Linked DNA regions of Homo sapiens: region 1 is linked to region 2. A link is a contact called in ENCODE Hi-C data. All regions are on one chromosome and are shown on one strand. The core of a region is the stretch at or near the end of the contact, and the rest is flanking DNA. Distances in the headings are between cores, read along the strand shown. Region 1 holds the start of CD276 (CD276 molecule). Region 2 has its middle 33 kb from the start of INSYN1-AS1.

What was found. A loop is a pair of places that touch in the nucleus more often than their neighbours do. Pooled maps may share reads with other maps.
Region 1: a loop to region 2 is called in a pooled map, with 2.0 times the contacts of the local background. The contact joins the promoter of CD276 here to the enhancer-like site in region 2. A Hi-C loop is called at or near these places in 1 of 50 pooled maps.

What each region holds. Positions count from the first base shown.
Region 1 is chr15:73,681,683-73,685,983 of GRCh38, reverse strand. CD276 (CD276 molecule) reads right to left here and starts at 1,601. Exons shown (of 10, transcript NM_001024736.2): 1 at 1,524-1,601. RefSeq lists enhancers at 680-1,186, 2,204-2,712 and silencers at 1,171-1,220, 1,381-1,510, 1,521-1,650, 1,771-1,820.
Region 2 is chr15:73,799,093-73,803,759 of GRCh38, reverse strand. No RefSeq gene overlaps it. Among named protein-coding and RNA genes, the nearest start is that of INSYN1-AS1, 33 kb to the right of the region's middle. RefSeq lists enhancers at 3,608-4,286, 4,287-4,667. Within about 2 kb of position 3,167, at least 11 of the 41 ENCODE cell types and tissues checked have a DNase peak (open chromatin) inside an H3K27ac peak, as active enhancers do.

The DNA of each region.
Region 1 (4,301 bases), core at 352-2,851, 120 kb after region 2:
CCTAAGTGTTAGTGCTTAATCTCAAGAACTCCAGATATCAGGAAAATGTACTCACCCAAAATACTCCCTTGAAATGAGCCACTTCATACCCTACAGCCCCATAGCCCTCCATCCTGCCCTGCACTCAGATCAGCTCAACCCATCGGACAGGTTTAGACTTCAAGTTTAGACTTCAGTTCCCCTCAGCCTCAAACTGTCCCACCTATTTGCAGTCCCCCACACTACAAGGAAGGCTGCACAGCATCAGATTTCCTAGGGACTTCTGGGAGGCCAGAGGGAACTAGAGGAGGCCGCACTAAATAAAGAACTCTCTTAAAGACAAAGCAGCTTCATTACTTTCTAATATAGAAACTAACTGCTGAAGACATGCTTATAAGAAAAGGACCCCGGGCTTTAATGAAGAGATCAGACTCATTTACAATTATCCACATCCAATTTGAAGGTAAATCGTTTTTCTAAATTAAGACAACTAACACCCCCCCACCCGCCACACACACACACACACACACACACACACACACACACACACAAATCTTTTTTGCTTTACTATTTGCTTAATGTTTTCCCTCAGTGATAGATCCCATATCTGAGTCATCTATCACGCTTTTCTCATTAGAGCAGGTTTGGCTTAGAAATAAATCCCCTGCCTTAGGCTGCCAAACCTGCCAATTCGCTAGCTAAACGGTCGCAGGGAGGGCCCTGGGCGCTGGAATTCAATCCCCTCCCTTCTAGTGTGCCCCCACTCGGGGTCCCCACCTCCCTCCACCGTCGCCCGCATCTCCTCTCCATCCCACCTCACCCCCCACCTCCCTGAGGCTTCCCAAGCCCAAACTGCCCATCCCAATTCCCTCCCCACCCCCAACACCTATTCACCCCGTGGCCCCTGCCAGCCGTCTCTACCTGTCCTTCCCGGAATCTGACCCCTCATGCTGCCCACGGCTGCCTGTGGAAGTGCACCAGTCGCCCACACCTTCGCCCTGCTGGGCCCTGCAGAGTGGACACGCCTAACCACTCGCCTTCCCTCCCCGCCGCTCCCCTCCCGGAGCTGGGCGTTTTCCTCTGCAGGACCCGAGACCCCGCTAACCTCCCAGCGCCGGCCGGTGGCTTCGTTAAGCTTCAACACGGGACAGATCTGCCCCCATGCCCGCTCCAGACCCGGGGCCTGCAAAAGCGCATTCACCCACCCGGCCCGGTCCGCAGCTTCCGGGGTCTGCAGGTCCGACGGCGCCCGGGCCCCTCTCAACCCGAGGAAAGGGGGGCGGGGTAGGATCCGGGAGCCCCCAGCTCTCCGCGGGCCCCACAGCCCAGGGCAGGAGGGGCGCCCGCGGTTCCCGGGACTCCTGTGCGAGGGGGGCCGCCCGGACCTGGGGGAGGGCAGGGGAGCAGGAGCCCGGAGGGAAGGCGCCCTGCTCAGCTCCTGCAGCCCTGAGCGGGAACGTGCGGACCTCCGCGGGATCCAGGCCCGGCCCGCAGCAGACAAAGGCCGCCCCACCCCGCGCCGCCCGCGCCACGCCAGCACTCACCGCGCCGCGCCGACTCTGGGACTCAGGGACGCGGCCCAGCCTGGCTCAGTCGCCGCCGCAGCGAGGCCCGGCCCGAATGGGGGCCGGGGGCGGCCCGGGGAGTCCGAGGGGCGGGGCGGGCCGCGCCGGAGAATCCGCCTGAGGCCCGGAAAGGCGGCTCCGGTGCGTCCCTGAGGCCGGATTGGCCCCGCGGTGGCGGCTGCTGACCGAGGCCTGAGCCAGCCCGCTGGGCAGAGCACACGGCCTGGCCCCCGCCCCCGCCCCGCCCCGCCCCCAGGCCTGACCCTGGCGGGGAAAACCCTCGGCTCCCGGAGCAGGGCGCTGCCCATCCCCCACCCCGTTCCCACACTTCCAAGAGCCGAATCTTCCTTTCTGCGAGAGGGGATAGGTGACTGACTGGTCATCGACTGGCGGCAGAACAGGGCTGGAATCCTGCTGTCCAACCCCAGTCTTGGGTTCTTCCTCCACACCATGCTGGCACCACAGCCCAGAAAGGGTTAACTCGACTGCGAGGAATTAAGAGCTGCAAGGAGCTCTCTATAAATACAGTGTCGTGGGCGCCTGAGCCAACCGCAGGACAATTTCCACTGAGCTGGTTTTCCTCTTTTCCTTCCACCCACGGCCATCCGACCAGCCCTGCCCCCAGCCCCACCCCAGACTGCTGGCCGGACTTGGCTCCAACAGGCCTGACACCTAGTGGCCTTGGGCTCTGTCCTTACAGGGCCCCGCTCCAGCCTGGGAGGAGATGGGGGTCGGGCCTGTCCAGATTTTGCTGTGGTGCAGCCCATCCCTGCACCTGTTCTTGGATCTGTTCTTCCTCACAGGGACAGTGACAGCTAAAACGTAGGGAGACTTTTGTGGGCCAGAGTTAGGTTAGGAGCTTTCCATGCTGGGCCTCTTTAGTTCCTCCAAACAGCCCCGCCGGCTAGATATTATTATTCCCATTTCACAGATGAGAAAACCAAGGCTCAAAGGGATGAAGGGACTCCAACCTTGTACTGCTGCCAGGCTCACCACCAGTGCCAGTGGCAGTACTGGGCAGGGCTTGGGAAATGAGTATGAAAACATGTGCGTCTCTCTGCATGTGTTGCCACTGTTGTAAGCTCTTTACCATTTTATCTCATTTAATCTTCACAACAACTCATTGAGGTGAATACCATTATTCTCATTTTTACAGATCGGAAATAAGGAAATTAAGATACAAAGAGATTAAGTAACTTGGGGACACATAGCTATGAAGGGAGGAACCGGGATTTGCCCTCTGAATTTAAGTGTGCGTGTGGTGTATGGGTAGGGGTGGTGGTGCATGGGTGTGTATATTTGTGGGGGGTTTTTGTCTTTTTTTTTTTTTTGAGACAGAGTCTGGCTCTGGAGTGCAGTGGCTCAATCTCGGCTCACTGCAACCTCCGCCTCCTGAGTTCAAGCGATTCTCCTGCCTCAGCCTCCAGAGTAGCTGGGATTACAGGTGCGCACCACTATTTTGGCCAGGATGGTCTCGATCTCTTGACCTTGTGATCCACCCGCCTTGGCCTCCAAAAGGGCTGGGATTACAAACGTGAGCCACCGCGCCCGGCCGGGTGTGTATATTTGTGAACACATTCAAGCAACTCTGTATTTGAGTCTACGTGCATATGTGTCTTTGAATCACACAGCAGCTGTGTCTGTGTAATTGCTGACTGCTCCTAGGGATGACAGCAGAGAGGCCCAGCTGTCTTGTCCCTGACCACCTCCAGGAACTCTGGACCATTCCACGCTGCTCCCCACTGCCCTGCCAGGCCCTGACCAGCCTCGTCCAGCCTGGGTCTGGCCTTACAGGTCTCAGGATGAGTAGCCTCCAGTTGGCCCAGCAACCTGGGGAAGTAGCATCACATGGAGAGGTGTCCTTGGGCTGAGGGAGCTAGGAGCCCTGCTGCAGGACCCTGGAGGTGGCATTGAACAGATCTAGAGAAACTTACTTTCCTTCCCTTCACAAAGAGTCAGTCCTGTGCCTTGTGCCTTGCGGTGGTGACGCTGGTCCTGTCCTAAGGGATTTATAATCTGGCATGACTCAGCCATGGTGGACAGTGAAGGAACATCACAGAGCAGTTTATAGTGTGTCTATGGGGGGAGATTTTAAAATAATCATTCAAGAGCAGAGGTCAGGAGGGAAGGAAATGTGTATTGGCTCTCATTCCTGGAAGCAGCAGATTGAGAGGGCTCTGATCCCCTAGGAGGGGGAAACAGCTTGGGCAGGGCACAGATAGCACATGTGTAGGACCAGCTCATCTGAGACTCAGACACTTGGATCTGGACACAGATAGCTAGAATGACCATCCCATCATGCAGGGGTCTCCTTGGTTCAGAGAATGTTTGCCTGATTGTCCCTGGGAACTCAGGAATGGAGGTGCTACACAGAGATTCCCGTCAGAACCAGAAAAACTCAGGATGGAAGGTTGTCTTCATGCATTCTTTCTGGACAGCAGCCCTACCCCTCTCACCTCTATCCCTCCCACCCCCCACCTCCCCACAACCTGCTTCCTAGGTCAGCACAGTAGTAGATGACTCAGAATGTGCTATCTCCAGTTTTGCTTCAAGTTCCCCAAGGAGGTCACAAACCAATCCCAAAAGACCCAGATTGGGACAAGCCTTATCCCACTTTTTATCTACCTACCATCCTGCAGGTTCCTCAAATTCAACATGTGCAAAATTGAATTATCACATGTCCCCAAAACCTGTTTCCCCTTCTAGATATACAGGAAGGACTATGCTCAAAACCTGGACTCATCCCTCGTTCCCTCC
Region 2 (4,667 bases), core at 1,918-4,417:
GACAGGCTCTTGGGCCACCTTCAGGATCGGCCTTGGATGGACAGTGCTTCCCCTGCCTGCAATGCCAAACTGGGGATTCCAGACATGAAAGGGCACAGAGCCAACATTTACTGTGCCCTGATGCGGAGCCTGGTGCTCATCCTGCACCATCCATCCGGTCCGCTCCATGGAGCCGCCTCTCTGTGCCAGGTATGTGGCAGGGAGCAATGCACAGGCACCCCTGCCCTCCTGGAGTGAGGGCGGACAGGCACTGAACAAAACGAAGCATAAGATGTGAGATGGTGCTAAGTGATGTGGAGAAAAAGAAAGCAGGAAAGAAGGTATGGTTTGAAACCCGACCATAATCCTCAAAATACCCCTGGTTTAATCCTCAAAATGCCCCTCATCTGCCAGTTGAGGAAAGTGAGACTCAGAAAGGTTAAGTAGGTTGGTTGCCCAAGGTCATACAGTAGGAACAGAGGCACTAAGATTTGAACCTGAATGTTCTGATAGGGGAGCTCTTTATTCAAATACCAGGCAACCATCACTCCAAATGACCCTGGAGCAGACAAAAATCAATCAGAAATCAATCTAGAGGGTCCAGCAAAGAAGCTAACAGATCAAGGAGTTCCATTTACCCTGGGCAATCAGGAAGGCTTCATGAAGGAGGCAGCAGCACTTGAGGCTGGTCGGGGAGAGCTCCCTGCCACCTCCATCAGAGGCTTCACTGGGCCTGGTGAAGGGTGCTGGTGCAGGCTGGGGCTGCCTCCTATTTCCCTGCCGGCCACCTTCTCTCAGCCAACCCCTTGCCTTCCAGAGCCAACTTGGCTTAGAAATCAAGCAGGGACAAGAAGTTCCCTTCCTGTGCCAGGCCTGCAGCCAGTCCGAGGCTTTGGCCTCTCCTGCTTGCCTACAGATGGCAGAGAAACCTCCAGCCCCGAGTTCTGGGCATCAGCCTGTTGGCCCAGCAGAAAGGCTGCTGGGGGAAGTTTGGCTGAAAAAATGTAGAGTGAAAGAATTGATTTTTTTTAATCTACACAGTCGTAAACATAAACTGGAAGATACATCTCTTCCTTTATGGGAGACAATCAAAAACACAATACGAGTTTATGGAGGGAATGTGTCTTTCTTATACAGGATATTTTCCCCAAAACACTTGGCAGCCTGAAACCACTCCATTCCAGAGACAAGTAATCAAGTGGAAAGAGAAGGGAGGGAGCGGGATCCCAGGGCTTTATGAGCCAGAGGCCCTACTCTGTTAATGACAAAAAAAAAAGGGTGGCTTTGCTCCTCATTTCCCCTGCCCTGGAGACCCAGGGCCTTGTGAGATGAGCCCAGAGACCCACATTCAACCTTTGGCAGCCAAGAGCCAAGGCTGGGCCATAATCCCATGCTGGATTTTCAGTGCAGCACCTCTGGGCATGTCGGGGCTAGGCCCTGTGCTGGAGCTGAGCACACGGATGGATAGCACTTGATTCTTGCCCTTGAGGAACCAGCCAGCCAGCAGGAAGGGGAGAGATTTACGGAACTGATGCTGACGGTAGGCAAAATGAATCAGGAGTGTGTAGACGTCTTTTTCTTCCCCTTCCCCTAAATCTTTACTTCTCTCTTGACCTGACTCCGGGACTCCCAGCCAGACACCCACCAGTAACTGCTCGATAAAACTTGCCCACTGGGTCATTGAAGCAGGGCCTTCCATGGTGGCAGCAGGGCCTAAGATGTGGTTGCCCGGAACCAAATGTTCCTAACTCTCTGCCGCAGAAGACACTTCCAGCCCAGCCACACTCTGGGATAGGCAGTTCTGTGCAAGTTCAGCATCCGCTTCAAGCACTTGAGGCCAGGGATTCCACTTTCTTCCTGGAGTCCAGAGGAGCCATCACCTCCCTGGAGAAGCCCCCCAACCAATGGGTGATGGTGGCCAATATATAACCCGCCCCCCTGACTTCCGTCCTTTAGGCCTTCAGTCCTGGGAGATACCAGGGGAGTAGAGCCCTGCCCTCCACAGCGGCTTCTCTGTTAATGCTCCTTTATATCAGCTTTTCCTCCTTCCCTGTCTCACTACCCAGCTACCCTCTTCCTGAAATCTCCCAATACACTTCCTGTACCCAAGTCCTGGCCCCAGGCTTTAGGTTCAAGGGAGCCCAATCTAAGAAAGCACCCCACCACTTCCATACTCCCCAACAGACAAGATCTCTGGCCTGCCTAGCACCTCTGGAATGTGCTCAAGATAGGTATATTCTCATGGCAAAGGAGAGAGCCCAGCCTCAGTTGGAGGAGACGGGGAGAGGACAGTGGGCCTTCTCCTCCTGGAAGCCATCCCTCCCTCCTTTCCAACTTCAGCACAGATGCCAGGCTCTGGAGCCCAGCGAATGAGGCAGGGCCCAGCTCCACAACCACCTATGTGACCTGGGCAAGTCACTTAATCTCTCAGAGCCCCATTTTTCTCATCTGTAAAACGAAGATGATGACACCCATGCTGAATAGCTGTGAGAACTGGATGAGGTCATGTCTGGGAGTGGATGCACAATCCAAACAGAAACGCATGAACCACTATTTGTATGAATTTCATCTCCCTAGACAGACTGCCAATTCCTTGAAGGCGAGGCCCTTCTTTATTTTTTCCTGTCTCCCCCACAGCTCCAGCATGGAGCTAGGTACCTAGCTCTCATTGAAAACTCCCTGGATGGAGCGGGGATTGGCCCTGAGCCCTGGGCTCCACTCAGACTGGCAAAGCTCTGCATGGCCAGATGATGAGGGCCATTCTGAGCGTGCCTTGGACTGCACAGAGCTGGCCTGGCCCTATGCCTGGTGCCAGTGAGAGGACAAGTTGCCCTCCCAAGTTGGGAACGGACGGTGGGCAGGCCAGAACCTGGAAGAAGTGGTGCTAGCTGACGCAGCCATCCTACCGTCCTGAAAAATCCAGGATGACAGTGTTGGGGGCTTTCATCAGCCCCAAGCTCTTTTTGAGTAAAGGGAAAAAATTGGCTTCCACTCCAAGCCCAACTGCATCCGACATCTGGCAGCTCAAAGTGAAGTGACTCATGCAATCCTTAGATACAAGGAAGTGGGGGGAGGAAAGAGAGAAGAAGAAGAAAATCGCACAGAAGGAGGGAGGGCAGGCAGGCGATGTGGCCCCCAGACAAAAGAATTAGCCAGAGTGGAGAGCAAAGGCTGGTCACATGCCCAGGTGACAGTGAGTTGCCCAGCCTTTGTTTTGTTCACCCAGCTTTGGGTCTACTGATAGGACCTCTGGCACCAGGCACTGCTGACCTAAAGAGACACAGGTTTTGACCAGCCCTGGTAGGATAAGAAGTGACCCTGTGGATAGTGAGCAGCCTGTCACCGGAGGCATGCAAGAGAAGCTGGATAAACTCAGGTAGGAGTGTGGTAAAGACTCTGGCTAAATAAGTCTTGGAGAGATTGAAAGATAGCGATGTCCCGTAAGACCCTGAGGGGAAGGGTGGATAAAGTCATGGAGATTACAGAGCCCACAAGCCTGGTTGTCTGACTGCAGGGACAGAAGCCATTTCTCTGTCCATGCAGGTGACAAGGGCAGGCAGTGTGAGCTGGAGGGGTCTTCTTCAGCTTCCCCTGGGACCCAGGCCTTGGTGACCTTCTCTTCTCCAGTATGATTGCTCTGGGAGTTGCAGAGAGGACTGGAGGGCAGCCTGCAGTGGGGTCACCTCTTCAGGGAGCTCAGAGCATGGCAGGGGAGGAGCAGCAGGCCTGTGGACGGATGAGGGAAGTTTCACAGCACCCCATTTGTCTCGTCAGAGCCAGTCTCAGGTTCAGGGTCACACAAGGGAGTGAGAGGTCAGCAGGTAGATGCGATCACGGGAGAATTCTTGGAGGAACCAGAGCCCTTGGAGCTAGTTCTAAGGGTTGGGCCCAACTATACATAAAAGTCCAGTCAATATCAAGTGAGTGTTAGAGAGACAGAAAGATAGAAAGTGGGGGCAGTCATTCCCGCTGGGAAGAACTGCTGAGCAAAGGTGCGACCATGGGGAAGAGACTGGCCTGGGCTGGGAAGGGAGGTTGAAGCAGGAAGTCAGGGGCTGTGAGGTCAGCCTCTGTCTTTTCTAGGTCTTAGTTTATGCCTCTCTCAGGAATGTCTTTTCAGGGTTCCTCCCGTGTGGTTGGAAACCTCAGACAATGTTTCCTGCCTGCTCTTCCCACCCAGCGGGAGGGCCACACACCCAAGCAGGAGGTGGGGAGGGTGCAGGCAAGTCCCTCCTCCCTGGATCTCCCACTTCCCACCTGCACAAGACAGGTTGAGCTGTGCAGTCTGCCAAGGCCCTTCTAGCCCAACTGTATCCAGATTCTTAGGTCTGTGGCCAAAGTCAGACCAAAGCAGAGGTCACCTCTTGGCCCACTTAGTGCAACATAACTGCCAGCGCCTTTGCCTCAGCCAGATGGGTCCAATTCCACAGTGGCCTGCGGGTCCTCAGCACCCCTCCCCCACCAAGTCAGGCATTACCTCCTCAGCCTGCTCTCCAGGAAGGCCTTCAGAGTCATCCTCACCTCCAGACCTTAGCTCACTCTGCAGCCCTTCCTGCTAATGTCCTTGCTCCTCCTCTCTGAGCAGAGGGCACAGCCTCCAAGGGCCAGAGGAAGATCCACACGGTGTTCTTTCATTCAGCCTTCCTGACAGGCTGGGAGCGGGTGCTGGGCGGGTCCTGCTCAGGATC